Linked DNA regions of Homo sapiens: region 2 is linked to region 1. Evidence: chromatin contacts called from ENCODE Hi-C or POLR2A ChIA-PET data. All regions are on one chromosome and are shown on one strand. The core of a region is the stretch at or near the end of the contact, and the rest is flanking DNA. Distances in the headings are between cores, read along the strand shown. Region 1 overlaps LALTOP (lung cancer associated lncRNA targeting TOP2A). Region 2 has its middle 3.6 kb from the start of LALTOP.

Evidence for each region. A loop is a pair of places that touch in the nucleus more often than their neighbours do. ChIA-PET counts read pairs that join two places held with the same protein, here RNA polymerase II (POLR2A). Pooled maps may share reads with other maps.
Region 2: a map of DLD1 shows a loop between it and region 1 (3-fold over the local background). The contact joins two enhancer-like sites. A Hi-C loop is called at or near these places in 2 of 168 maps with a recorded cell type or tissue (DLD1 and PC-9) and 1 of 50 pooled maps. POLR2A ChIA-PET finds 5 or more read pairs at or near these places in 2 of 52 experiments (H1 and WTC11).

Annotation. Positions count from the first base shown.
Region 1 is chr2:1,571,565-1,574,322 of GRCh38, reverse strand. The region is part of intron 4 of LALTOP (lung cancer associated lncRNA targeting TOP2A); the gene reads left to right. Among named protein-coding and RNA genes, the nearest start is that of LALTOP, 52 kb to the left of the region's middle. RefSeq lists an enhancer at 1,648-2,149. Within about 2 kb of position 1,507, at least 3 of the 41 ENCODE cell types and tissues checked have a DNase peak (open chromatin) inside an H3K27ac peak, as active enhancers do.
Region 2 is chr2:1,627,436-1,630,516 of GRCh38, reverse strand. No RefSeq gene overlaps it. Among named protein-coding and RNA genes, the nearest start is that of LALTOP, 3.6 kb to the right of the region's middle. Within about 2 kb of position 1,461, at least 3 of the 41 ENCODE cell types and tissues checked have a DNase peak (open chromatin) inside an H3K27ac peak, as active enhancers do.

The sequences.
Region 1 (2,758 bases), core at 258-2,757:
TATCATCTCCCGTCTTGTCCGGCCTCCCCCAACCACACTCTCCCTTCACCTAGCAGAAGAGAGGACTCCACCTGCCTGGAGAATGCTCTGGGTCTGACCCCTGCCTGCTTTTTCATGTATTTGTTTTGTTGCTTTTTCCTACCAACTTTCGTTGGGGCTAAAGTGCCTTGTCCTCTGTCTTTGCCAATCTGGGCGGCTGCATCTGTGGTTCCCCTGGCTGGCTGCTTGGTAGTTTGAATTTATTTTCTGTCTTCCATAAGCCTGACTCCTCTTTACTTCTAGGTATTTGAATCCACCTTTCTGCTCCCAGAAATACTTTCCTGGTGTTTGTACCTTTCCACACTCTGCCCACTCTATCCACCTTTTCAGAGTCAGATCAGATATCACATTTTTCTGTCAGAACTTCTCCATTCCAACTGAAAATGATTGCCCCATTCTCTATCATCCTTTTCCAACTTATGCCACCTTTTATTGTATCTGAAATGTTCTGGTTTTGATAATTTGAAAAATGTTTTGTATGCTGGCATCTTACTTCCCCATTGTCTTGAGGAGGGGGAGCTTCCAACGTGTTTCTCGCTGAGCCGGGCTCACAGCTTGCCTTCTGCTTGGATAGGGTTGTTGCCTAAGGATATTTGTTGTTTCACTGAATATTTTTGAATCTAAATACAAAAAAACAAACTTGGGCTTTTTTCTGCTTCCTTATTATAACCCCTTTAAACATATTTTCTTTGCAATGTGTAATTGCACCAACTTATTGGGCAAATATCATGCTTTTGTGTATTTTAAGTTCACAGATAACCACTCATCATTTCTAGCTCTGTATGTGTAAGTCTGGACCCTAAGTGCAATTTCCATTGTGTTAATATTGACTGTCTTTGTAATGCCTGTGTTTAGTTTGAGCACATTGGTTAATTTCACTTATATGATAAGGCATCCTACACTTCTTAACCATACTTTCTTGCAAGACTGCTGTAACTATTTTAATCAATGCCTTTCAAGGTACCCAGGCTCTGGAGAGAAGAGTGGAAGTTGAGAGGATGAGGGGAACCAGCTTCCTGAGGAAGTGCCCCGTCCTTGGCACAGGGCTGGGAGGTCTCCTTTAACCTTATTTGGCGGTCCACACCATTCACTTTGGCAGTTGAATCTGTCTTGGGATAGTCAGTATTTCTCTTGGTGATCTCAAAGTGCAGATTGGCATGGAGAAGGGCAGCAAGTCGTGGGCCCTTCCTGGGCAGAGAATCTACCTCATAGTGTAGACATTCATGGGGGGTTCTGGACAGGGCACTCCCCGCATGCTTTTTACTTTGTTTTGTTTTACTTCTTAGCCTTGCCCTTCAGGAGGCAGAGGGCGGTTGAGTCACTGTGGTCGTCTAAGAACTAAGGACATCTAGTTACGTACAGAGTCTTCGCCATCCTCCTCCGACCTCCAATATCCAAGGAACAACTTGCAAAGTGGTCTGTTTTCCCAGCAGGAAAATCCACTGGGGCGGGGCGTGGGCCAGTGTGGGTGGAGGAATGACTCCTCTCCCAGGGGTGAGATTCTTGAAGCTTGAATTGTCCGAGCTGTTGTTTCCTCCCCTTCTTGGTCACTGCAAATGCAATTATGAAATAATTCTCGGGGAAGCATGAGCAACATACTCTGCAGTGACTCCAGACTGGACCTTCCAGCTTTGATCATTTGCAGGACTCAAGTCCACACAGGAGATTGAGAGAAGAAAAAAGGACTCAGAGGCAAAGACAGCTCTGAGCCCCTAAGGGAAAGCTCAAAGTCAGGGTGCTAGGAGGACTTGCCCAGCTGTGTAGACACAGCTGAGCTATGTCTACATTGAGGCCGAAAGTTAGAAAGACATTGACACTAACCCCTGAAAGTAATTAACATAACGATCATGTATTGTCTATTACAGATTGGCGTGATGACTAGCTGCAGGACGGTTTTGGTTTTCTAATTGTTCTCTGACATCCCCATTGAAGCAGGTTTTATCATCTGTGACCTTGTGTCCATCCCTGTGATGTTGTGTGCGTGTGTGTGCATACGGACACATACAACACACGTCTTTGGTTGTAAAGCACACCTGGGGGAAGGTCAGCTCACACACAATGTACTGTCAGGGAGCTCTTCCCCAGGCCTGGCAGCCTCACCCCACAGTGGCCACCACAGGCCCATCAGCCTCTGCCATCGTGGTCTGCCTGCAGTTGAGTTTGTTAATTGACATAATATATGTTGAAACTAATTTTCATTGGCGAAATCAGTGGCAATTCAGAAGTGTGGATTGCTGTAGAAATACTGTGCCCGTCCCCCATGTATGAATAAGGGTCTAAGAACCTTGTAGGTGGAATGCCCTAAGCCCCTGGTGGTGCGTCCCACACCTCCCAGAAGGACCTGCCACCTGGTCTCTGCAGGTGGTGGTCTGCTGCCACCCAAGTGTGACCCTGCCTGTCTCTCTTCTGAGATTGGTTCATAACTCGTCACCCCTACGACCTGCAGATTGCAAGTTTAAGAGAGGACGCTGGGAGGAGAGCCAGAAAGGGGAGGTCGGGACATGTGAAACCTTGCACGGTGGGTGGGGGCAGGACAGTGGGCGGCTCAGGTGTGGAGACAGCATCCTTAGGGTGTGGACTGGGGCTGCCAAGTGTGGACAGCTCTCTGTCTCTCCAGGGAGAGCCCATGGGACCCCAGCTTCTGCAGGACGTGTGCTGGGGCTGGGTGGCCTCACCCCTGCTGGCTCCTCTCCTGGGAGTGGGAAGGCAGGGGAGGGTT
Region 2 (3,081 bases), core at 212-2,711, 56 kb before region 1:
AGGGATGTTGTTTGATAGCATCTTACCCACAGAATTACTTATTTCAACATTGGAGTCAGTCCTCTCAAACCCTGCTGCTGCTTTATCACATAAACTTATGGAATATTCTAAATCCTATGTTGTCATTTCAACAGTGTTCACAATATCTTCACCAGGAGTAGAGTCCATCTCAAGAAACCACTCGCTTTGCTTATCCCCAAGAAGCAACTCCTCATCCATTCAAGATTGATCATGAGATTGCAGCAATTCAGTCCCATCTTCAGACTCCACTTCTAATTCTCTTGCTATTTCCACCACATCTGCAGTTACTGCCTCCACTGAAGTCTTAAACCCCTCAGCGTTATCCATGAGGGCAGGAATCAACTTTTTTAACAGGCACTTCTGTTAGTGTGTATATTTTGACCTGCTCCCATGGATCATAAATGTTTTAATAGCATCTAGAGTGGTGAATTCTTTCCAGAAGGTTTTCAGTTTACTTTGCCCCAATCCATTAGAAGAGTCACTGTCTATGGCAGCTACAGCCTAATGAAATGATTTCTTACTTGAAAGTCAAAATTATAACTTGATCCATGGGCTGCAGAATGGATGTTGTGTAAACATTCATCTCTTTGTACATCCCCATTAGAGCTCTTGCATGACCAAGTGCATTGTCAATGAGCAATAATATTTTGAAGATAATTGATTTTTTCTGAGCAGTAGTTCTCAAGAGTGGGCTTAAAATATTCAGTAAATTGTGCCATAAACATATGTGCTGTCATCCAGGCTTTGTTCCATTTATAAAGCATGGGCAGAGTTGATTTAGCATAATTCTTAAAGGTCTGAAGATTCTCAGAAGTAAATGAACATTGACTTCAACTTAAGGTCACCAGCTGCACCAGCCATGGCAAGAGAGTCACCCTGTCCTCTGAAGCTTTGAAGCCAGGCATTGACTTCTCCTCTCCAGCTATGAAAGTCCGGAATGCTTCTTCTTCCAATAGAAGGCTGTTTTGTCCACATGGAAAATCTGTTGTTTCATGTAGTCATCTTCATCAGTGATCTCAGAGCTTCTGGAGAACTTGCTGCAGCTTCTCCATCAGCACTTGCTGCTTCTCCTTGCACTTTCATGCTGTGGAGACGGCTTCTTTCCTTAAACCTCAGAATCAACCTCTGCTAGCTTCAGAGTCTATTTCTGCAGCTTCCTCACCACTCTCAGCTTTCACAGAATTGAATGGAATTAGGGCCTTACTCTGTGTTAGGCTTTGGCTTAAGGGAATGTTGTATCTGACTTACCTTGTATCCAGACCATTCAAACTTTCTCCATATCAGCCATAAGGCTGTCTCACTTATTATTTGTGTTTCATCATTAGTGTGTTCACTGGGGTAGCACTTTTAATTCCCTTCAAGAACTTTTTCTTGGCATTCACGACTTGGTTGTTTGGCACAAGAGACCTGGCTTTTGGCCAATTTCAGCTTTCGACATGCCTTCCTCACTAAGCTGAATCATGTTTAGCTTTTGATTTCAAGTGAGAGACATGTGACTCTTCCTTTCACTTGAACACTTAGGGTCATTGTAGGATTATTAATTGGTCTAATTTCAACATTATTGTGTCTCAAGGAATAGGGAAGTCTGAAGAGAGGGAGAATAACCCATTCGGGGCCCAAAGCAATTAATAGTAACATCAAAGATCATTGATCACAGATCACCGTAACAGATATCATGAAAAAGTTTGAAATATTGCAAGAATTACCAAAATGTGCCAGAGACACAAAGTAAGCACGTTACTACAAAAATGGCCCCATTGGATTTGCTCCACACAGGGTTGCCACAAACCTTTAATTTGTAAAAAAACAAAACAAAACAAAACAAAAAAAACCTGTATCTGTGGGCCGGGAATGGTGGCTCACGCCTGTAATCACAGCACTTTGGGAGGCCAAGGTGGGCGGATCACCAGAGGTCAGGAGTACGAGACCAGCCTGGCCAACGTGATGAAACCTCGTCTCTACTAAAAATACAAAAAATTACCCAGGTGTGGTGGCGGGTGCCTGTAGTCCCAGCTACTCCGGAGGATGAGGCAGGAGAATCGCTTGAACCCGGGGAGGCAGAGGTTGCAGTGAGCTGAGATTGCGCCACTGCACTCCAGCCTGGGCAACAAGAGCGAGACTCCAACTCAAAAAAAAAAAAAGAAAAAATGCAGTATCTGTGAAGTGCAATAAATCAAAGCATAAAATGAGTTGTGCCTGTGGTTTTTTGTTTGTCAAAGCATTCACCAAAAGATTCTTCCATGCGTTTAGTGAACTTCCCAAATGTTTTCTGACAAAAGTTTCCGGAAGGCATCTGATTGGCATCCACTGAGTTTCATGCAACAGTTTTTCTGGTGAAACCAATTTATCACCACCCACAATTCTAGTCATGACACTCTAGAATCTCGGAGATGGAATAGATGAGTGAGCAAAGTGTATTTGCAAAAGAGTCATCTATTCCTAAGCTATCACATGCTTTAAGTTTATCCAAGTCCCCACCATGTGACCAGTTGGGAGCCTCAGCTTGAACGGATTTAAGATTATCCTGTAATTACAGATGAGGAAAAATGGTCCTAGAAGGCTGGCCACATTGCACCAGGCCACCAAACAATATGAGAGCTCATCCAACATCAGCCCAGCCCCATGCGCTGTTGCACACAGTTGTGAGCATTGCACCTGCCCGATACCCCAGCCTGCCTGTATCCACCCCGGTTTGCACACCACTGTGAGGAAGCACGCCCCATCATGGCTCCTTAGCTCAGTCCTGCTGAGGGGTTGCCATTCCCAAGTTGTCCTTAATGTCCTAGTGGCTATAACAAAGGCACCAAACAGCCACTACAGTTTTGCTTTTCATGTATTCAGTGTTAAGCCTTTGTGCTTAAAGTCTTCCATTTTAGGTTTACTTTCATTTATATTTATGGTAACAAATATGCTCACATCCCAAACCTGGGGATATTGACAGTCAGTTAGCATGTTTGAATCTGGAAGATTCCTGAAACTCCAGTAATGACTGTTTTTAATGTTTGTGGGATTTGTTAAAAATAACTCGGTCTGTGTTCACCATCACAGTATCTGGGGTTT